3 separate regions of the Homo sapiens genome follow, and regions 2 and 3 are each linked to region 1. Evidence: chromatin loops called from intact Hi-C (ENCODE). Cell type or tissue: endothelial cell of umbilical vein. All regions are shown on one strand.

Region 1 (8,000 bases):
TTCACATAAGCCAGAGTGGGAAAACCTCAAAATACACAGGGTACATATAAATACTCAGGGTGAAATGCCTCAATAATGGGGCAAAATCAGTCCATTAATATATATATATTTTTTAAGAAAGGCAAACCATAGACTAAGAGAATATATTCCTATAGAGCATAAATCTGACAAAGGACTTGTACCTAGACAACACACACACACACACACACACACACACACACACACACAAACAGTAATAAAGATAACCCAATTAAAAAGCACACAAAATAAAGACTTCACCAAACTAGATATATAGATGTAAATAAGCACATGAAAAGATGCTCAGTATCACTAATCATTATGAAAATGCAAACTAAAACCACAACAAAGTACTACTACACACCCATTAGAATGGTTAAAATTAAAAAGACCTGCCATATGAAGCGTTGGCAGGATGTGGAACAACTGAAACTCTCATACATTGGTGGGAAAAGTTTGGCAGTTTCTTAAAAAGTGAAAAAGACGGCCGGGCACGGTGGCTCATGCCTGTAATCCCAGCACTTTGGGAGGCTGAGGTGGGTGGATTATCTGAGGTCAGGAGTTCGAGACCAGTCTGGCCAACATGATGAAACCCCATCTCTACTAAAAATACAAAAATTATCTGGGCGTGGTGGCACATGCCTGTAATCCCAGCTTCTTGGGAGGCTGAGCCAGGAGAACTGCTTGAGCCCACGAGACAGAGGCTGAAGTGAGCCAAGATCGTGCCGCTGCACTCTAGCCTGGCCAACAGAGTAAGACTCTGTCTCAAAAAAAAAAAAGTGAAAAATACACCTACTTAAGACTCAACCATTCCATCTAATTAGGTAGGTTCCCAAGAAATCAAATCATAACATACAAAGATCACAAATATTCAGAAGCATTATTTGCAATAGCCTTAAAACTGTGAATAACCAAATGTTCATCAAAAGGTGAACAAATGGTGGTGGATCTATGTAACAGAATACTACTTGGTCTTAAAAAGGAATGAACTATTAGATTCATCAGCAACACAGATGAATCTTACAATCACTATGTTGAGTGAAAGAAGCCCAACAAAAAAAAATTCACTATGATTCCATTATATAAAATCCTAGAAAATACAACTTAATGTATAGTGACAGAAAGTGTATCAGTGTTACCTGAAAATGGGGGTAGAAAGTGAATTAGAAAGGGTCACAAAGAAACTTGGATGTGATGGATATTTTATCTTGATTATGGTGATGGTTTCATGGGCGTATATATATATGTAAAAACTGACCAAATTGTACACTTTAAATATGTACAGTTTACATGAATTATACCTCAATCGAGTTATTAAAAAACACATCAAAACAATTACTAAGAGCTGATATGCTGAGATTAGTGAAAGAAAAGTCTTTGGTAGCCTACTTCAAAGACTCCTCATAAAGCCTTTACCAAACCCCAAAGAGTTCAAATTAATTCTCTCTCAGTAATTTTGTTTTTATCTGTTTTAGTGCTATTATAAGTGTTCTCTAAACTTTGAGTTTGGAGACAATTTCAATGCATTCATCTTTGTATATACCCTCTGTTGCCAGCCAAATAACCTGAACATAGTGGGTTATCAAAGATAACCTGGAAAACGCTGTATATTTATTTCAATAGATTTGTCCAAATATTCTTGAAAAATAACAATAGACTTTACTTGTCTATGTTCTAATTAAGGAGAGAGATGTTTAAGTGTAAACCTCAGAATACATGGAACTTATTTAAAATTAACACAAATAACTAAAGCAGAAATAGGAACAATCTTAATTTATTTATTTATTTATTTAGAGACAGGGTCTTGCTCTGTTGCCCAAGCTGGAGTACAGTGGCATGATCACGGCTCACCCTAGACTCGAGCTCCCTGGCTCAGGTGATCCTCCCACCTCAGCCTCGTGAGTAGCTGGGACTACAGGCACATGCCACCACGCCTGGCTAATTTTTTTTTTCTTTTGTAGAGGTAGGGATTACCCCTGTTGCCCACGCTGGTCTCAAACTCCTGGGCTCAAGCGATCCTCCTGCCTTGGCCTCCCAAAGTGCTGGGATTACAGGTCTGAGCCACCACGCCAGGCCAGGAAAATTTTTAAATCAGCATCTAGATGACAGGTAAAGTATACTGTTTTTCTCTGGCATAGATAACACCCTAACAGCTTATTTCCCAACACTGTCTAACTCAAACCATCAAATTAACTTGGGCATTTTACATTTTCATTCCCACATAGGCCTTTGCTCAATACTCTTCTTCCTTGATGTCTTCCTTATTCTTCTCTAGCCAAATTTTGCCTGGAATGATTGTCATGATGGTATTAATAACAATTAATAAAATACTTAATTGTGTAAAGCATAGTAGTAAAAGATAAATGTGTCTTTACATGTATTTGTGTGGTACACAGACATACATGAACACAGAACTCCACTCAACCTTCTCAACACCTTGAAACATGAGTATTACCTGAATTTTAAAGATGACAAAATTTTGGTTAGGAAACGCTGAACAAGGATTTGAGTTTTAATAATCCTATGCCAATGCAAATTCCATTACACTACAGTGTCAATGATTAAGGCTCACCTTACATCTTACATCCACACAGAAGCCATTTCCAACTACCATGAACTGCAGAGATGACTTACTTTCCCAAGCATCCTTTCGCTTTTGACTAAATTACTTTCTTAAGACATCTTCCTTACTAGACTGAGAGCCCCTTGGATGTAGCGGGTATAACTTCTTATCCATGTTTATGTATTCCCAATGCCTAGCATTGTGACCACACATTGTATGTGCTCAAAAACTGCTTGCTGAATTGAAATGAACTGAGCCTTTAGTTATGGAGCCATGAAATAATTTCCTAACCTCTTAGGTGGTAGAAGCATTTCTTCCATAGAATCTCTGACACAGTTATCCAGATTCAACTAGCATATTTCTAAAATAGGACACTTACTACTTCACAAAACAGCCTATTCTACTTATTTAACAGTTATTAAAAAGTTGTGGGGTTTTGTGTGTGTGAGGTTTCTTTTTTTAAAATAGTAACTGAAACAAGATTTGCCTTCCGGTTCTACTGTTGGGGTCAGCACAGAGTAGGTATACTCTCCAACTATGACAAGAATAGATATGACAACAGATTTAAGAGTGATTCTTACAAAACTGGATACAATTCAACAAGAATAGTTTTAAAAAAAAATGTACAAAGGTAAAATAATTGTGCAGAAATAATGAATAACTACTTAGTAGACCTACAATCTAGTGATAGTCAAAAAGTGTCTATTCAAAAGGCAGCTGGACATTTGAATATGAATTCAGAGTACAGCCAGGCTAGTTATATAAACTTTTACTTATTAATATTTAGCCAGTATGTGGCCGGGCACTGTGGCTCACCCCTGTAATCCTGTAATCCCAGCACTGTGGGAGGCCAAGGCAGGCAGACCACCTGAGGTTAGGAGTTCAAGACCAGCCTGGCCAACATGGCGAAACCCTGTCTCTCTACTAAAAATATAAAAATTAGCTGGGCATGGTGGCAGGTGCCTGTAATCCCAGCTACTTGGGAGGCTGAGGCATGAGAATCACTTGAACCTGGGAGGTAGAGGTTGCAGTGAGCCGAGACGATGTCACTGCACTCCAGCCTGGGGGATAGAGCGAGACTCTGTCTCCAAAAAAAAAAAAAAAAAAAAAAAAAAATATTTAGCCAGTATCTTTCAACACTACAGAGATTCCTAGCACTGAAAAGATTCCTGATACCCCTGGCTAAACTCCATGGAACTGTGACTTCAAAAAGTTGGCAAAAACACCTAGAATTGGCGTACATTTCTAAGAACTTTAAAGCAGCAAGTTTCCCCTGTTACAATGGGCTAATTGACCAAATAACTAAAATCACTTGGTGTCACTACACATTTATCTCAATGCTGCCATCTTACGTTAAAATATGGGACTACACAGCTTTAAAAAGCCATACCTTATAGACTATGAAATCTGAAAATATCAATGATTTGAAACCCAACAAAAAGGTAGAAAAAAAAGGTTAACACTGAGAGTTGAGGTATTTAGTAACAGTAAAAAATATTTTATAGTAATTAACTTAAAATGGAAGATCTCGAGGCAAGTAATTATAGACCCAAAATAAATCTTTGAGAAAACATGAAGTAACTTGTTGAAATCCTCGAATCTAAAAAGATTATATTAACAGATATATGGGGAAGGAGACAGTAAAATAAAATCTGGAGATACTTCATTTCTTCAGTGAATTCAATCTGCTTTTCTAATCACAGCTGCTTAAATAGAAATATCTGCTTAAATAGAAATATCTGCTTAAATTTGCTGGTTTTAACTTTAATCCCATTACTATAGTGATGGTGCAAAAAGGAAAATAAAAATCAAGTTCCTAATAAAATGCAAGGAGCTGAATTTCAAGGGCCGGTTATATTTAACTGAAAATTTAACAATTTGCAATCTTCCATTTTTTCCATGAAGTAAAACCATGCTATCAAAATTATGTTGAAAAAAAAATTCAGTGGCACTGAAGAATGTCCCTGATTTAATGTTAATATTAAAAAAAACCAATCTGTATACATACTAACATTCTAACAAGGGGTAGGGGTGGGATGGAGAAAGCAAAAATAGCCTGGGAACTTGGGAAAGTGAAAGTCATTTTGTCAGAAAATATGGATGTCAAAATACTCACTTATAAACTCTAATTCCAAATTTAAAAAAAGGATTTTAAGTCATGTACAAAAAAAAAAAAGGCTAATGTTTTGATAGAAGAGATCAGGAAAAACACAAAGATAAACATTCTATTAAAAGCTTATTATTCTACCACACTGGTGCCTGACTGTCAATGTGTGGAGAAAAGCAGTAAGTAGGAACTCTCTGTACTTTCTACTCAATTTTGCTGTGAACCTAAAATTACTTTTAAAAGTCCATTAGTTAAAAACAAACAAACAAAAAACAACTTACTTGCTCCTTGCTGAGCATATATTGATTTTCTTTAGAAGTGCTTCTCACAGCACTAGTCAATCTGTTTTTAGGAGAGAAACCTGACAGAAGTCTCAAACCGTACTTTATTCTCCTTTCCTATTTTAAGGTTTAATCTTAATTCAGCAAAATAAGCATCTTTTAAAATCCTCATCAGTCTTTTAGTACAGAGATACCCAGTCCCAGGAAACCATCTGCCAGTTTCTTCATCATCGCTCACTGCTGAGCAGTGTTTGTTGATTCCTTCTTCAGTTAGAACAAGAGGCGGTGGCCAAAACGATTTCCTGTCTTAAAGGGTCAAACTCTCTCTTTCAACTTCTTACATTGTTTCACAATCTTACATAAACAGTTATATCATTATACATGGCTTTTATAAAATGTTTTTATTTTCTCTAGACTGTAAGAGCCACAGTGCAATGACTTTGCCTCAGTCATCACTGCCTGACATATAAACATAGTAGCTGCTTTGTTGAATGAATTTTCCTTTCAAGCCACAAGGCATAATCATCCAAAAGAAGTAAAAATGTTTTCCATCTTGCAATGAAAAGGAAGTTAGTTTAATAAATGACGCCATAAAGTTTGAAAAGAATAAGTCTCACAAAGCTCTTGTTTTCATTATTTGGACAATTGCCAAGGGGGGCAGGGGTGGTAGAGGGGAAGGGTGTGTGAATATCTGAAAAAGACATTAAGGACATGTTTGGGCCAGAGAACTATCACATATAATACCAATACCATGTCTGTATATCATATTATACTAAGTGCTTTAATAAGTATTATCTCACTTGATTATCACAATTCCATGAGTCAGGTGAGGTATAGGTTGAGTATTCCTTATCCAAAATGTTCGTGACCATAAATCTTTTGGATTTCAAATTTTTTCAGATTTTGAAATATTTTCATATATATAATCTTGGGGATGGGACCCAAGTCTAGACATGAAATTCATTTATGTTCCATATACACCTTACATACATAGCATGAAGGTAGTTTTATACGATATTTTAAATAATTTTAAAAGTTTCAACTACAACCCATCACAGGAGGTCAGGTGTGGAATTTTTGACTTGCTGCATCACATCCGCACTCAAAAAGTTTTGGAGTTTGGAGTATTTTGAATTTTCACATTAGGGCTAGGCATTCTTCATTCCTCTTTTCCAAAGTAAGGAATCTGCAGCATCCATAAAGCAGGACCAGGAGTCAAACCAAATCCAAGCAACTGCCTACTATGTCATATTGCCTCTACACCACAGAACTGCACCTGCTACTACAAGCCATGCATGAAAATTCACCTCATTAGCTTCTCAGTTTATTAAAATACCATCAGCTACTAGCTACCAAAAATGGAGTGCTCAATTAGTTGCATTTTTCCCTCTGTAATTTATTTGTAGGTGAGATAAGCAAATTATAAGAAAATAAGCAAGATGATGAGGAGGAGGTTCCAAGAACAGCTCCAGTCTACAGCTCCCAGTGTGAGCCATGCAGAAGACAGGTGATTTCTGCATTTCCAACTGAGGTAGCGGGTTCATCCCACTAGGGCTTGTCAGACAGTGGGTGTAGCCCACGGAGCATGAGACAAAGCAGGACGGGGCATCGCCTCACCCGGGAAGCGCACGGGGTCAGGGAATTCCCTTTCTTAGCCAAAGGAAGCCATGACAGACAGTACCTGGAAAATCAGGACACTCCCATCCTAATACTGCACTTTTCCAATGGTCTTAGCAAACGGCACACCAGGAGATTATATCCTGCGCCTGGCTCGGAGGGTCCCATGCCCACAGAGCCTCGCTCACTGCTAGCACAGCAGCCTGAAATCGAATTGCAAGGCAGCAGTGAGGCTAGGGGAAGGGCGTCCACCATTGCTGAGGCTTGGGTAGGTAAACAAAGCCGCCAGGAAGCTTGAACTGTGTGGAGCCCACTGCAACTCAAGGAGGCCTGCCTGCCTCTGTAGACTCCACCTCTGGGGGCAGGGCGTAGCTGAACAAAATGCAGCAGAAACTTCTGCAGACTTAAACGTCCCTGTCTGACAGCTTTGAAGAGAGTACTGGTTCTCCCAGCACGGAGTCTGAGATCTGAGAACGGACAGACTGCCTCCTCAAGAGGGTCCTTGACCCCCAAGTAGCCTAACTGGGGGGGCACCTCCCAGTAGGGGCCGACTGACAACCCATCCCCTCTGAGACGAAGCTTCCAGAGGAAGGATCAGGCAGCAACATTTGCCATTCTGCAATATTTGCTGTTCTGCAGCCTCCGCTGGTGATACCCAGGCAAACAGGGTCTGGAGTGGACCTCCAGCAAACTCCAGCAGACCTGAAGCTGAGGGTCCTGACTGTTAGAAGGAAAACTAACAAACAGAAAGGACATCCACACCAAAACCCCATCTGTACATCACCATCATCAAAGACCAAAGGTAGATGAAACCACAAAGATGGGGAGAAACCAGAACAGAAAAGCTGAAGATTCTAAAAATCAGAGCACCTCTTCTCCTCCAAAGAAACACAGATCCTCACCAGCAATGGAACAAAGCTGGACGGAGAATGACTTTGACGAGTTGAGAGAAGAAGGCTTCAGACGATTGGTAATAACAAACTTCTGTGAGCTAAAGGAGGATGTTCGAACCCATCACGAAGAAGCTAAAAACCTTGAAAAAAGATTAGACGAATGGTTAACTAGAATAAACAGCCTAGAGAAGACCTTAAATGACCTGATGGAGCTGAAAACCATGGCACGAGAACTAAGTGATGCATGCACAAGCTTCAGTAGCCGATTCAATCAAGTGCAAGAAAGGGTATCAGTGATTGAAGATCAAATGAATGAAATGAAGCGAGAAGAGAAGTTTAGAGAAAAAAGAACAAAAAGAAATGAACAAAGCCTCCAAGAAATATGGGACTATGTGAAAAGACCAAATCTACGTCTGACTGGTGTACCTGAAAGTGATGGGGAGAATGGAACCAAGTTGGAAAACACTATTCAGGATGTTATCCAGGAGAACTTCCCCAACCTAGCAAGGCAGGCCAACACT
Region 2 (8,000 bases), 240 kb before region 1:
ATCCTAGAACCATTTTCCCTTTTTTTTTTTTTTTTTTTAATGAATCACTTACTTATATCTCATGGAAAAGTTAACAGTGTTCTTTTGTTGTTTTAACTTTAGTATTTTCTCTTTTTTTTTTTTTTTTTTTTTGAGATGGAGTCTTGCTCTGTCGCCCAGGCTGGAGTACAGTGGTGTGATGTCGGCTCACTGCAACCTCCGCCTTCCGGGTTCAAGCGATTCTCCTGCTTCAGCCTCCCAAGTAGCTGGGGTTACAGACGTGCACTACCATGCCCAGCTAATTTTTGTATTTTTAGTAGAGACTGGGTTTCACTATGTTGGCCAGGCTAGTCTTGAACTCCTGACCTCAACTGATCCACCCACCTCACCCTCCTGAAGTGCTGGGATTATAGGCATGAACCACTGCGCCCAGCCAACTTTAGTATTTCCTATTTTGTAATCTGTTTTTGCCTTTTTAAAAAAAGTATTATATTTAGAATTATTTAAAATTCAGTTATTATTTCTTCAATTATTGTTCTCCATGTTTTATCTCCTTCTGGAATGCAAGTTGGATATATGTAGGACCTTATTTCTATTTCATGTTTTGTTTTGTTTTGTTGAGACAGGGTCTCACTCTGTTGCCCAGGTTGGAATGCAGTGGCGTGAACATGGCTCTCACTGCAACCTCAACCTCCTGGGCTCAAGCGATTCTCCTGCCTTAGCACCCCAAGTCTCTGGGACTACAGGTGCACGCCACCACACCTGGCTAATTTTGGTGTTTTTTTTGTAGAGACAGAGTTTCATTATCTTGCTCAGGCTGGTCTTGAACTCCTGAGCTCAAGCAGTCTGCCCGCTTTGGCCTCCCAAGTTTGGCTGGCATTACAGGTTAAGCCACTGTGCCTGGCCTATTTCATGTCTTTTTTAACGTCTCTTTCATATTTTCTGTCTTTCTGTGCTATGTCCTGGATAATTTCTTTTCCTTTCTTCTGGTTCATTTGAAGCTCTTCTACTATCTGACTCTTTCATTGAGCTTATTATTTCAAGTATTATATTTTTCAGTTTTAGAAATTCTTAGATTGTTTTTCACATCTACCAGGTCAGTTTTGATAGGCTCTTGCTTATTACTCATGTTTCTAATTGGATTAGAAAATCAGAACCCTGGCATCAACAAGCTGTGTAGCCTTGGCCAAATTTTATAATCACTCTGTATCTGTATAGAGGGAATAATATCTATAAAAAGGGAGGAATATTACCTACCTCAGAACTGTTATGAGGAATTAACCTGAGTTAAGTACATAGGCTTTACCTCCAGCCTTAGCTTAATTCGTTTACTTCTTTGCAAAATTGTAGATTAATTTATTTGAGTCTTTTAAATATTTTCTTTTTGTGGCCAGAGGGTTTAAGGATCCCTTAAGCCCACCGCATTAGCATAAGTCAAAAGTCTGAACAACATCATTCTCAAGAAGAAAATTAAGCCACATGTCCTCCTTCTACATTATGTTTGTGAAAGTGTAGTTTTATTATGAGGAAAACAGCCTTTAGCTTTTGTTGAATGGTTCAAGAAAAAACATAACATAGATAAATTTAGGTAACATTAATAGAAACATTTTTCATTAATAATTGGTTTTGATAAATCTATGCGGTTTATCAATGGGACTCATGTACAGGTTGCCAAAAACTAATTATTCTCCCTGAGAAATAATACTTAAAGCACTTAGACAATTGGATAGTTAGCCCATGTAAGAGAAAATATCTTAATATTATGTACCCTGTCAGAGCATAGTGTTCAACTATTTTCAGCAGGGGATATAGAGGCAATTGGATGAAGTCTTCTCCAGAGCCACTTCATCTATAGCTCCACAGTATGATTCTGGTACAGCATAACTTAAAACAGAGTTTTCAGAACCAAAATTCCTTATTGCACTAATAGCAATTACTGTTTTCATTATGATGAGTTTTGATTTGAGAGAGCAAATGCTGCTGCCTTTTTATTAAACTGCGGTCACTTTTTAACCTTTATTGTATTTTGGGGGCGGGGGTTAAAGTTGATATTATTAATTTTGAGTAATAGTTTTAGACATATTCTACTTTCATATGAACCAGTTAGCTCTTCTCTAGAATTGTCTTTTCTATGATTATGAAGAGAGCCCAGTACCCTAGCTAGCTTTCTTGTAATATGGTCACCAAGGAAATAGAAATAGAGAACGGCTCAATGAAACCGGTCACTGTTTCTGGAAACCTTGGTGACTGATGACATATTCTTCCTCTTGAGAGACATGAGACATAAAAGATAGTGTTTTTAGGGTATTCATTGATGAAGTTAAAGTTTTGGGATGTAAATTTAGGTCTGATTATTTTAAATGTGAAATGATAAAAAAATTATGTTTTGTTTTAAAGAGTTTTTTTTAAACTTTTATTTTAAATTCAGGGGTATATGTGCAGGTTTGTTACATAGATAAATTTGTGTCTTGGGGAGTTCGTTGTACAGATTATTTCATACCCAGGTATTAAGCCTAGTATCCATTAGTTATTTTTCCTGATCCTCTCCCTCCTCCAGATGAAGCTGGAGGCCATGATTCTTGGCAAATGAAGGCAGGAACAGAAAATAAAGATTTTTTTAAAAGTTTGAACAACTAACACATAAAAGGAGCATTGATTTTGTTTCTTAAGTAGTAAAAAATTACTGTCACTTCCTGTTTTATATTTTAGCTCATTTGTATTGAATTAATATATATGAAAAGGTTCTCTGCTTTTGCTGCTTAAAATTACTCCTTAGAATTTGCTTCTTTATGTGAAACTACACGTGATTTCAATCACTTTTGCTTTTTCATCATGAGTATCTGTTATACATACTCAATAGGCCATGTTTTACTAGTTTTATTTGGATTCCTTGGTTCTATTTTTTAGTATTCCATCCTCTATACTGGCTTTTAAATTTTGTTTTGCTTTGTCCTATGTTTCTTCAAATGCTGGCCATTTCCCTTTTTCCCCCCCAAATATTGACTTAACCACAGTGTCTTTTGTGATGTTTTTTCCTTATACTCATTCATTATCTTATGCTTTTAGTTCATTCACCCACTTTTAAGATTTGTTTGTTTTAAATTTGGAAGAAATTTTTTCTTTTTTATTAATTTTATTGAGTTGTAAAAAGTCAATAAAGAGGCTGGGTGTGGTGTTTCACATCTGTAATCCCAGCACTTTGGGAGGCTGAGTGGGGAGGATCGCTTGAGCCCAGAGGTTTCAGACCAGCATAGGCAACATAGTGAGACCTTGTCTCTACTAAAGACGGAAAAATCAGCTAGGCACAGTGGCATGTGCCTGTAGTCCCAGCTACTTTCTGTCTTCAAAAAAAAAAAGAAAGAAAGAAAGAAAATAAAGAAAAATAAATATGAGCATTAATATTTTGATTTTAGGACCACTTAACACAAATACAAACTTGCATTATGTTGTGTTGTGGAACTAACATTTTTCAAATTTGTGTTTATATTTTCTTCCTCTAGGTGGCAAACTCTCACAGTTAATTGAAAGTAATTGGGCTCTGAGGCTCCTGAATGTCATTCAGTGTAGAGTAGAAGTAGGATATAAGATTTGGATTATTTCAGAAATGTAAAACCTCTTAGGGAGAAATAAGGTAATGTTAGAGAAATGTGTTTCCATGGAATACCAATAAATTTCACTTTGGATAGCAGATGTGTATTGTTACTGGGTTATACTGAAGTATCAACAGTAAAGGTAATATTGATGTCCTTCAGAAATTAACTTGTTTTATATATCTTTGTTTTTATTCATGTTTATTTTTAAAGTTCTTTTTTTTTTTTTAATCTCTACATCCTTTATAAATAAGTGACATAGACTCAGAGGTTGGCAGGGCTGCCAGCATTTTTAAAAAGAGTTCTTCCCAGCATTTTGATGTTTGCTTATACTCTGTTATCTTTGTTTAAAGTTGGATTACTTGAGACTTTATTTCGCATTGAGAAGCTATCACCTGCAGTGCTGATAGTACCATGAGATGATGATGTGAAATATAGAGAAAAAGTACACAGTATCTATTACAGTTACCAGAATCTTCAGACTTATTAAGGGGAAATGATTCTCTCCATAATATTATTATTTAAGGACTTGAATTATCCCCTTATACTCCCAAACTGTATACCCAAGCTATAACATAATGGGTTTTAGTCATTCAACATGTATTCATTAAGCACCATATTTTGCAAAATACAATAGTTTTTTAAAAGCAAATTTTAATAATTTTTCAGTGGCTATTTGCAACTGAACATTACATACTTTAATTTCTAGAAAGACATGAAGTGAAATGCATTAGTTTTCCAGTTTTGCTAATATTTGATTTATTTAGGATTAACTTCAATTTATACCTGTAAATAGTTGAATAATAGTGATTTAAAATCAGATTTCTTACAAAGGATTTAGTTAAAATACCACTTAATTTTTAAAACTAAGCCCTAGTAATAACATTCTCAGAGGAGTATAATTGGTAGATTTAATACCTTCTGTCTTCTTTATACACTTAGGTCATAGTAATGGGAGCTACCAATCGTCCTCAGGACCTTGACTCGGCTATAATGAGAAGAATGCCTACAAGATTTCATATCAACCAGCCTGTAGGTGGTCTTGATTGATATTATGAAGAGTTAAATACTCACCTTTTTATAGGTCTTCACCTTTAATTTTAAGAAGGGAATATTTTGTCATATAGGGGTGCTTATGACAGGGAAGGAATGGGGCAGAAACCCTGACAGTAGCTTCTTTGTCCTTTCCACTCTCTATTTCTATCCTAAGATTAGTGTTACTTGCTTCTCTTCAAAGTATATATATATAGTTATCTCAAGTTTGCCTGGCTATTTTAGTGATTTACTTTAGGATATAGGAAGTCATCTATACAGGAAGATACATAAGAAAATCTAAATTATAGTTTTGGTTTAGCATAGAATAGAATTGGAGAAATTTGGCTTGAAGAATTGTTCTATTCAGAAGGCCTGCCATGAACAACAACAGGGATTTATTTGATTGAGTATTGGCAGATGTAGTCAGTGCTTCCCTGATAGGATTAATGATTCCAGTAGATATCATAGTTTACCTTAAGAATGCAAACGCTTAGATGGTGTTAAACCAGTTCTGCCTTCTTTCTAGCATTTTTTGTTAGTTAAAAAGTACCCCTCTAGTAGATGATTATGACTTACCAGTACACTATAATTTTGGCACAGATCTTCAAATCTTGAATTCTGTCTGCCTTCAGACTGCAAAGGAAAGAAAAAACAGGTTTTACTAGTAGAAAATATGTTCCATACAATCAGCATGTTACATGTGTTGCCATTTAGAGGAACTTACTCTAATTCCATTTATAATCTGGCTAAAAATCATTTGTCCCATTTATATTCTGTAATTTATCAGATTGGTTTTTGGTAGTAAACATGATCTCTGAAAGATTGATGGTTATGGACTCTATAAAATTACTCTGATCAACTCTTTACTATAGCTACAACTGTAATAAAGTGGTTAAGTGTGTGCACATCCTTAGAAAATTTACCCAATGAATCAATGAAAAGATTTTTAAACTTAATTTAGGAGACTATAAAATTTATTTAGTATGACTGATTTTTTTTTTTTCTTTGAGACAGAGTCTTGCCTGTCACCCAGGCTGGAGTGCAGTGACGCGATCTTGGCTCACTGCAATCTCTGCTTCCCAGGTTAAAGCGAGCCCGCCTCAGCCTCCCAATAAGTTGGGATTACAGGCGCCCACCACCATGCCCTGCTAATTTTTGTATTATTAGTAGAGACGGGGTTTCACCATGTTGGCCAGGCTGGTCTCGAACTCCTGACCTCAGATGATATGCCTGCCTCAGCCTCCAAAAGTGGGATTACAGGCATGAGTCACTGCACCCAGCCTAGTATGACTAATATTTATTGAGCATTAATATGTGTCACAGACCTGCTAGGATCTGGTGGATGGGACATGGGCCTGGTCCTTGAAGAATTCTGTTTTGGAGAGGCAGACACAGAAATAAATAATGTAAAATATGCTTTATGAAGGTATGTTTAAAGAGCTATGAGAGCCTGAGATGTTGATGAAAACTAATATTCTGTCAGGGAAGTCCATGGAATTTACAGAATCCAGCTGGACCTTGAAGGATGATAGGAATTTGACAGGCAAATGAGACAAGGAAGGGCTTTCCTGCCAGAATGAACAAAGTCAAGAATTTGTGGAAGCACTGTTTAATGGTGAGTTCTGAGGGTAGTTTGGTGAGCGCAGCACCAAGGAATATAGATGGAGAGGAGGCTGAAAAGGTAGACTGCTTCTGGGTTTAGGTGAACTTTATATGCTTTGCACAAGAGTTTTGATTTTGTAAGCAAGACATCAGAACACTTTTTTAAAAATTTGTTTACCTAATTGGTTCTGAAGATAATTTATAGAATCTCTATCACTAATCCAATAGTTAGTACAATGGACAATTAAGGGTTTTTTAAATTTTATTCTTTTTTTAAAGACAGAGTCTTGCTCTGTCAGCCGTACAATTATAAATTATAGCCCACTGCAGCCTTGACTCTTGGGCTCAAACAGTCTTTCCACCTGAGCCTCCTGAGTAGTTAGGACTATAGGCATGCACCACCACGTTTGGCTAATTTTTGAATTTTTTTACAGACGGGTCTCACTATGTTGCCCAGGCTAGTCTCAACTCCTGGCCTCAAGGGACCCTCCTACCTTTGCCTCCCAAAGTGTTAGGATTACTGGCATGAGCCACTGTGGCTGGCCAGCTATGGTTTTTGATGTACAGTACAATAGAACATAGGATACAGTAGCATGGAAAGTAGCCACAATTAAAGTTGTAAATTTAATATGTCGTGTGAGTAATCAAAATGGGTTGTAACAGGTTTTATCAAGTTTATTATAAATTTGTATAGTGTTAACATAGAAATGGAAATTTGTAACCTCCATTTTATTCCATTTTAGTGAATACGCTTTATAGGTTAGTTTTTTTTCTTATGTAATATGATGTAAAGTGTATGGTTAATCTTAAAACTTTTCTCCAAGTGAAATGTTTAACAGAGTATTTGTTGGTGATCACATGACATATCAAATTAACCTTCCTACTTGACACACTTAAATTACAGAAAGAGCAGAGTTTGGTTTGTTTTTCAAGTAATTTGATTTGGTAGTCATTGTAACCAGCTCTGCTTTGTCGATGTTTGTGGGAATAGGGATAAATTCAGCCATGATAGTTTTAAGAAGCATCTATATTGACTATATAGCTGAGGGATTCTATAAAAGGAGCTAAATGTAGTTTGTATTTATTGTATGGTGTAAAAATAGGAATTGTCACTGGGGGAAAAGCATACAGACATGTAAACAAATATATCATCAGCACTAAATTAAAATTCACTAATATAAATTAGTGGTCAAAGAAGGAGAAGGAAATGGAGGAACTGAGAAGTTACTGTTGCCATCTCTTTGAATTACTGATAATAAATTTTATGGTGAGTTTTCATGAGTTTCCTGCATGAAGGGAAAAAAAATGAAGATTGCTGAACTATAGAGGGAAGACATTATAGTCATAGATATTCATTTACTCATTAAAGATTAAAGGTGTGTTATTTCCCAAACATTGTACTAGGCACTGGGGATGAGAGTAAGAAGATACAGTTCAGTAGGAGAACCAGAGATAATTACTCTAGAGCCTTGAATCTAGTTGCTTTGACCTCTTCAAAGTTTCTGTCATCTCCTTATAAGTATTGAGAGAGACTTTAGAAGGGACAAAATATTAGGAACACTACTTGATCTTTTTAAAAAAATAAAAAATAAAAATGCTAACTGGAAATTATCCTGCTTTTAGGCTTTAAAACAGAGAGAAGCAATCCTGAAACTCATCTTGAAAAATGAAAATGTAAGTAGAAAATAAAAATTTTTTCCCCGTCCTATAAATCTGATGTTCATAAAGTTATTTTAGAGAAAAATGAGGAAGGAATCTGAGAATGATATACCCCAAGGATCTCCAGCCCCTGCA
Region 3 (8,000 bases), 200 kb before region 1:
ATTTTTAAACACACACATGTGTTAATATCACTACTAGTCTCATCACACATGTGTTAATATCACTACTAGTCTCATCAAAAAGTTTTCTAAGTACTGGGAATCTGCCAAGCTTATGGTGGTGAATAAAAATTTTCCAAAAATATTTTGCTTGAAACCTTAAGATTTATCATTGGCAATGAATACTCTCAGCTGTTTTCCTTGAATTATCAGGTTCCCTTTGTCCATTTTGAAAAATATCTGCCGAATAGTCATATCTGAATAACCATAGTTTATCACTCATGCTTTCAAGTAGACATGGTGATCCATGAAAAAAAATAGTGGCTAGTATTGCTTGTAGCACAAACCACTGTGCAAGTACTTTTCCTTAAGACAACCATTGTACATTGGTATATGTAGCAGAAGTACTTTAATGTGTACTTCCTCTTTTGTAATGGAATACTAAAAAGACGGGGACTCAAGGGCCAAGATTTAATAATCGCTTTTACAGCTTCATCAAGAACACTCTTAGGTGAAGCTAGCATTGCTTTTACTGCAAGTGCATGATGATGAATAGTGCAGTGACTATGGACATAGTTGTCATTGTCTCGAGTCTAAAGTTACAGCAGTTTTAACCACTACTGCTTTTGTACCAGCAATTCAAATGTCAACACAGAGAAAAAGGCAAAGAATGTCTTAGTATTATGAACACAGTTTTGAACTTGGGGATTCTCTAGAAAGGTCTTGGGGACCCTCAGTTTTGTAAGCCATACTTGAGAACTGCTGCTAGTACATTCCTAATACAGTCTGATGTATCTTAGACTATTTCCAATGAAGACCTAAATTAGAGACCCTGGGGGAAAAATCGGACAACTTGTTTTCTTCCAGTTAATTATTGTTGGGCACAATTTCTATGGAAATTCTCAAAAGAAGCAGCCTTCTTCAATTATATCTGATTTTAAAACAAAAGGAAATCTCCAAAGCGCAGCAAAATGTAGCCAAATTCACATCTAAGGCTAAACATAGACTATTAGCTAAAACCCTATTTTTAAAAATAATCTTTGACAAGGGTACCAGGACCACTCAATGGGGGAAAGGACAGTCTCTTCAACAAATAATGTTGGGAAAACTGGATATCCACATGCAAAGGAATGAAGTTGGACCCTTATCTTACACCACATACAAAATTTAACTCAAAATGGATGAAACACCTAAAAGTAAGACATAAAACTATTAAACTCTTACAAAAAATATAAGGGAAAAAGCTTTATGATATTGGAGTTGGAAATGATTTATTAGACATGACATCTAAAACATGGGCAACAAAAGCAAAAAAAATTGCAACTACTTCAAACATATGTGCATCAAAGAACACAACAGTGAAAAAGCAACCTATAGAAAGAGAAAATATTTGAAAATCATATTTTCTGATAAGGGGTTAATATCCAGAATATATAAAAACTCCTACAACTCAATGACAAAAAAATTAACCCAATTAAGAAATAGGCAAAGGACTTGAATAGACATAACTTGAGATGATCTACAAATGGCCAAAAGCATGTAAGATGCTCAGCATCATTAATTATGAGAAATGCAAATCAAAACTACAATGAGATATCATCTCCCATCCATTAGGATGGCCACTATTAAAAAACAGAAAATGGCTGGGCACAGTGGCTCACGCCTGTAATCCCAGCATGAGCCAAGTTGGGTGGATTGCTTAAGCCCAGAGTTTGAGACCAGCCTGGGCAACATGGTAAAACCCCATCTCTTCATAAAATATAAAAATTAATCTGGCATGGTGGTGCATGCCTGTAGTCCCAGCTACTCAGCAGGCTGAGGTGGGAGGATCACCTGAGCCTGGGAAGGTTGAGGCTGCAGTGAGCCATGATTGCGTCACTGCACTTCAGCCTGGGTGACAGAGACACACACACACACACACACACATACACACACACAGAAAAGAAAAAAAACAAGTGTTGGTGTTGGTGAGGATGTAGAAAAATAAAAATTGGAACCCTTGTACACTGTTAGTGGGATTGTAAAAGGTGCAACCACTATGGAAAACAGTATGGAGGTTCCTCAGTGAATTAAAAATGGAACTACCATATGATCCAGCAATCCTACTTATGGGTGTATATTCAAAGGAAATGAAAGAGTCTTGAAGAAATATTTGTATCCTCATGTTCACAGCAGCACTATTCAAATAGCCAAGAGGTGGAAGCAACCCAAATGTGCATAGATGGATGAATGGGTAAATAAAATGTGGTATACACATACAAGGGAAGATCATTCATCCTTTAAAAGGAAGGAAATCCTGTCACATGCTATAACATGGCTGAACCTTGAGGACATTAGGCTAAGTGAAATAAGCCAGTCACAAAAAAGCAAATATTACATGATTCCACTTATATGAGGTATCTAAATTTCTATGAATTCTAGTCGAATTCATAGAAACAGAGAGTGCAATGGTAGTTACCACGGGCTGGAGGAAGGATGGTAGTTACCAGGAGCTGGAGGAAAGAAGAAGAGGGGAGTTGTTTTTGTTTTTGTTTGAGGCAGGTCTCACTCTGTCACCAGGCTGGCATGCAGTAGCTCACTGCAGCCTCTACCTCCGGGGCTTATGCAGTTCTCCCACCTCAACCTCCCAAGTAGCTGGGACTACAAGCATGCCACCACACCTGGCTAATTTTAAAATTTTTTTTTTGTAGAGACAGGTTCTCACTATGATAACCAGATAGGTCTCAACTCCTGGGCTCAAGCAATCCTCCAACTTCGGCCTTCCAAAGTGTTGGGATTACAAGCGTGAGCCACCATGCCTGACCGCGGGAGTTGTTTAATGGGTGTAGAGTTTCCATTTTGCAAGATGACAAAGTTCTGGAGATTTGGTTCACAACAATGTGAATATGCTTAACATTACTGAGTTGCACACTTACAAGAAGGTTAAGATGATAATTTTTATGTTCTGTTTTTTACCTTAATTTTTTTTTTTAGAGGAACCACCGTTTTTTAACTCACTGAGGATTTATTTCACTGAGGTTAGAAGCAATCACTTTTCTATTCCCAGTCTCAGCTGAAAATGTGACTTCAGGAAAGGGTGGGTGTGAAGAGCACCTGGAGACCTGCAGAAGAACCATCTTCATAGTGTCCCACACATTAGATGGCCCAACTCTGGCCCCCTTTGGTTGTGTCTATCTCATAAAGGCAAGGAGACCCTTGGTGGGAAGACCCACCCAGAGTCATCACCTACTCTTTTGATCATAATCAGGGTACCCAGAACTCTAGAATTTCCTGCCCAATCAACTCTGAGCTTGCTGCTAGGCCTGGGAGAGCTTCATCTCCCAACCTGTCTTTCCAGGGTGGACCACACACTCAGAGCAGCCCTACTTCTGAGGGCGGGCCAAGCAGGGAGGGTCTGCAGAGGTTGTGGAGAGAGCTCAGCCATGCAGCCTGGGGTGCCCACAAATCAATCCAGAGGACCCACATAGCATAGGAAGAGGCCAAGCATAGAAGGAGAAGGGAGAGTTGGTGAAAGGCCAAGGGCCAACTCTCCACACACTACCATATTCTGATGCAGAACCCAGAAGTCTATATTTGAACCTGGCTTTCCAGTTTGTGATTAAGGCATAGTTGTCAAAGTAGAAGGATCAAACACATTTTATTTAGCAGTTTGTTAGTTACACATGTAACTTTTAAATATGATGTATGGCTCTCCATTTGTATTCTTGCTCTGGGCCCCACAAATGTTAGGGGTAAGCCAGGGTTGAAGAATGGTGAAACTAATGAAAAAGAAAAACATGGTCGGGCATGGTGGCTCACTCCTGTAATCCCAGTACTTTGAGAGGCTGAGGTGGGTGGATCATGAAGTCAGGAGTTCAAGACCAGCCTGGCCAATATGGTGAAACCCTGTCTCTACTAAAAATATAAAAAATAGCCAGGCCTGGTGGCGGGCACCTGTAATCCCAGCTACTCAGGAGGTTGAGGCAGGAGAATCACTTGAACCTGGGAGGCGGAGGTTGCAGTGAGCCGGGGTCTCGCCACTGCACTCCAGCCTGGGCAACAGAGTAAGACTCTGTCTCAAAAAAAAAAAAAAAAAAAAAAGAAAGAAAGAAAAGAAAAACATGGCAACCTTTGTTTTTTTTCTATAAGTTTAAATATTTTCCATCTGGTATTGAAGTATAATCAATTACAGAGCTGTGTCTCTCCTAGTCACTGACACAAATACTTACAGCCAATCTCATTCCTCAGTCAAACATGTAATGGTTTTACAATCCTCCCCCTAATCAAACCCCAAGTACCTTTCACCACTTTCCAAATACAACTTGGTTACCTGAAATGTTAGCAGAGAAGAGGGAGGCAAGAGTGAGTGAGAGAAAGCTGATTTGAAACACCTAGTAGGAAGACACGAAGATAGTGATGGTGGACCTGGTTCACAGTCCCCATTATGGCCAGATATTGGGGTTTACCATGACCTGCATTCCAGAGAGGTTCAGGGAGTGGGGGATTGGGATAGAGCAGTGGCTCTAAACAGAGGCTGATTTAGTCACTCCTGGTGACATTTGACAATATCTGAAGATAATTTTGATTGTGATGACTGAAGTGCTATTGGCATCTGGTGAACAGAGGCTAGGGATGCTACTAAATATCCTACATTGCACAGAACTGCCCTCTCAGTGAAGAATTATCTAGTCCAATATGTCAACAGTGCTGAGGCTGAGAAACCCTGCGGTAGACAGAAGGCAATTATGCAAGGTTTTCGGTTGTGTTTTCATGGCCTCTTTTCTAAACTCTGTGCTCAGTCAGATAATTCAACAAGAACATTTTCAAATATCCATACCTATACATCTACTTTCTCCTCATTGCTTAGAGTTGGACACAGCACAATTTTGAGAACTGACCTCCAAACCCCTGAGGATGCAGTAATTTATTCTGGACACTAGGGGTCCACCGTATATTGCTCTATCTATTGGTGAAGGGGGCATCAAACCGAATTCATCCACCATCCAGCCTAAAAACCTGTCTGTTTGAAGAGAGATGTTAAAACTATGTGTTTGGCATTTCTGGGATGGGGAGGGACAAGGGGCATCTCTATCCCTAAGGTGGTCCAATTATCGCCAGAACTGTGTCCAGCTGTCAGGAAGGGAGATCCAGAGGCTCTGCTTAATTTCCCAGGGCTTTGTGGCCTAGAAGTCCCCACCCCCTTCCAAGCTTCCTGCCAAAGACAGCAGGGGGGCCACAGCTAGAGGATTTGCAGAACTAGATGCGCCAAAAGGAATGGGGAGCAGGCTTCAGGAGCCCAGTGAAGTAGCAAATAGGGAATTGGGCTCAAAATTACACACAAGAATGCATAAAGGAGAGGATAAGCTCAACCACTAGCGTAAAGACTAAGAAAGCTATGATAAATAGGCTCAAAGAGGCCAAGGAGAGGAAGACTCAAAAGAAACAATCTGGAGATGAGGGAATGCACTAATTGGAAAGGGAGGAGCAGCTGAGGGTGGGAAGGTGAAAAAGAATGCAAAAAGGGAGCAGAGAGAAGGGAAAGAAACCAGAAAGAAGGAAGGAAATGGTGGATTCAGCAAGATAAGGTCATGATGAAAGGGTGCAGAGAACAGAATCAAAGAGAAGAAAAACTAATGCCTACAAGAGGAGAATACATACATATATATATATATATATATATATATATATATATATATATATACACACACATTCATTTCTGTGCTATCAGTCATAGTCACAGAATCTGGGGCTTTAAGGAACCTGGAGGTAATGTAGATTTAATGTCCTCATTTTCAGAAGAGAAGGCAGTTTTACAGAGGGGAAGTGGCAGAGTTCAAGTGCACAGAGCTTTCTTACCAAAGCCAAGACCCAAATCTCAGACTCCTGCAAACCAGATTCTTCTCATCACTGCACCCACTGCCTCTCATCAGTGGCCCCCATATTGACATTTCAGCTTCACCTGTCACAGGTATGAAAGGGGCAAGTCCAAATTACTCTGGGAGGACAAAGAAGGGGCACTCAGTTATGCTCATGTGTCATAGGAGTCAGTGCTGACTTCTGAAAGGAGGTAATAAGGTCCGGAGGCAGAGGTGGAAGAAACAGTGTGCCAGGTTGAAGGATGAGTATGTGCAAAAGTCAGAGAGCGCATGATCGAATGACCAGCTCTGGAAGGACTGGACGAGGGAGTGTGTTGGCTGGTGGTGGCAAGAGGCTTTGCGGTAAATTGTATCTTAATAAAGGGGTTTCCAAAGAAAAGTTGAATAATTCACTCTAGCTAAAGAGTGGGAGATTATGGGGGAGTAAGACAAGAGAGAGGAAAGAATTGAAATGTCCTGACCCAAGATGGAATAGAAGAGGAGTGAATGAATTCAAGCAATAACTGAAAGCTACATTTGGCAGGACGTGGTGACTGAATGGACAAGGGGAGAAGAGAGAAGCAAGAATGGCATCCAGGTTTTGGTCACAGGCCACCATTTGGATGGTGAAGCTGTCACTAAGATAGGAGACATAGTAGGGGGAACAGGCTTGGGGGGAGGTTAAACATGTTGAGTTTGAGGTACTTGCAGGATATATGCAGGTGGGGCCCTAAAGAAAATAGCTCCAAACAATTATCTAACTCAATAGTTCTCAACCTTCACAGCCCATTAGAATCACGGGGAGCTTTAACTACCCACCCCTCAATAATCAGATCTGACTCAAAGCCAATTAAATGAGAATCTGTGAGGATGGGATCCAGTCATGGGTGATTTGTAAAGCTCCTCAGGTGATTCTGTTGATATAACTAACCATATGGTTTTCATTGTGGAGCTAAAGGCTATAAACTCTCATTCCCATCTTTCATTGAGAAGTCATATTCTGTTCTCTTGGTTTGTACAAGAAAATGTAGAGTGCAAAACAGGAGTAATGATTCTTACTTTCCTCACCAAGAGCATTGTGAAAAATAATTACTACTTGACAAATCTCTGGGAGCCATGGACGAAAGGCAACAAAGCCCCAGCAAGCATTAGTTTTACAAGTTTCACCTGCTCCTCCTGATGATTTCATTTGAGCGCATGTCACACGGTTCTATACTTAGTGATGCCAAAGAGAGGGCTGGATGCCTTGAATGGAAGGTCAAGAATGACGTTGGAGATAAGCTCTGTAACAAAGGCAGACCATTTCCTAGTGACTCTATTTTCCTTGCAAATATCACTCCCAGTGCCACATGGAAATAGAATAAGGCCCAGGATTCCCGCAGAAGTAATTACTTTTGGAAGCTGTGGGGTTCTAAAAACCTGTGTTAAAGTGTTTTTGTGGGTTTCAGAGTGCTAAAAAAGGACACAGCAAAAAGAATTATTTTGCCAATAAAACTTGTGTGTTTGGTACATGCGACAATCTTCAACAATCTTCATCAATCTCTCTCACTTTTGCACAAAATGTCTGCAGGGTGAGTGGCTTTCTCTCTCTGGTTATCCAAGGCTCATTTCTCACCATTAGCTCCCTGGGAATGTTTATCGAGTCCCCCTAATAACCTAAAGGTATAGAATCACTGAAAATATTGTCAAAGACACAAGTCATGCCACCATTCTCCTTGGCTTCTAAGAAATTCTAAAATTCTGAGTTCCATCTGCCAGCATGCATTGTAAGGCATGATGAAAAAAATACAGGCATACCTGAGAAACATTGCAGGTTCAGTTCCAGACTACTGCAATAAAGTGAATATTGTAATAAACGGAGTCACACAAATTTTTTGGTTTCCCAGTGCATTTTAAAAGTTATGTTTACACTATACTGTAGTCTATGAAGTGTGCAATGGCATTATGTCTTTAAAATGTAATATTATCTAAACTTTTTTTTTTTTTGAGAAAGGGTCTCACTCCTATAGCCCAGGTTGGAGTGCACTGATACAATCACAGCTCACTGCAGCCTCGACTTCCCAGGCTCAGGTGATCCTCCCACCTCAGCCTCCTGAGTAGCTGGTACTACAGGTGTGCACCACTATGCCCAGCTAATTTTTTGTATTTTTAGCAGGGAGAGGGTTTCGC

The links. Hi-C counts contacts between places; a loop is a spot of excess contacts. Peaks named below come from ENCODE experiments on the same cell type or tissue, not always from the same donor. Only the 100,000 strongest peaks of a DNase experiment are listed, where the experiment ranks them.
Region 2: a loop joins it to region 1, with 10 times the contacts of the local background. A loop is called at or near these places in 31 of 110 quality-filtered maps.
Region 3: it touches region 1 in a loop (11-fold over the local background); 73 of 110 quality-filtered maps call a loop at or near these places.

The regions. Positions count from the first base shown.
Region 1 is chr10:87,529,740-87,537,739 of GRCh38, reverse strand. The region is part of intron 4 of MINPP1 (multiple inositol-polyphosphate phosphatase 1); the gene reads right to left. Among named protein-coding and RNA genes, the nearest start is that of MINPP1, 29 kb to the right of the region's middle. RefSeq lists a silencer at 451-500. In endothelial cell of umbilical vein, a CTCF peak has its summit at 3,943; DNase peaks (open chromatin) are centred at 3,929 and 5,349; H3K27ac peaks cover 1,450 bases.
Region 2 is chr10:87,767,553-87,775,552 of GRCh38, reverse strand. It overlaps ATAD1 (ATPase family AAA domain containing 1), which reads left to right. Exons shown (of 10, transcript NM_001321967.2): 7 at 4,512-4,601; 8 at 7,830-7,880. LOC124902476 (a long non-coding RNA gene) reads right to left here and starts at 7,875. Exons shown (of 3, transcript XR_007062224.1): 1 at 5,181-7,875. In endothelial cell of umbilical vein, a CTCF peak has its summit at 3,474 (motif pointing right); a DNase peak (open chromatin) is centred at 3,482; H3K27ac peaks cover 139 bases.
Region 3 is chr10:87,732,341-87,740,340 of GRCh38, reverse strand. All of the region lies in intron 9 of PAPSS2 (3'-phosphoadenosine 5'-phosphosulfate synthase 2), which reads right to left. Among named protein-coding and RNA genes, the nearest start is that of PAPSS2, 76 kb to the right of the region's middle. In endothelial cell of umbilical vein, a CTCF peak has its summit at 4,905; DNase peaks (open chromatin) are centred at 4,950 and 7,070.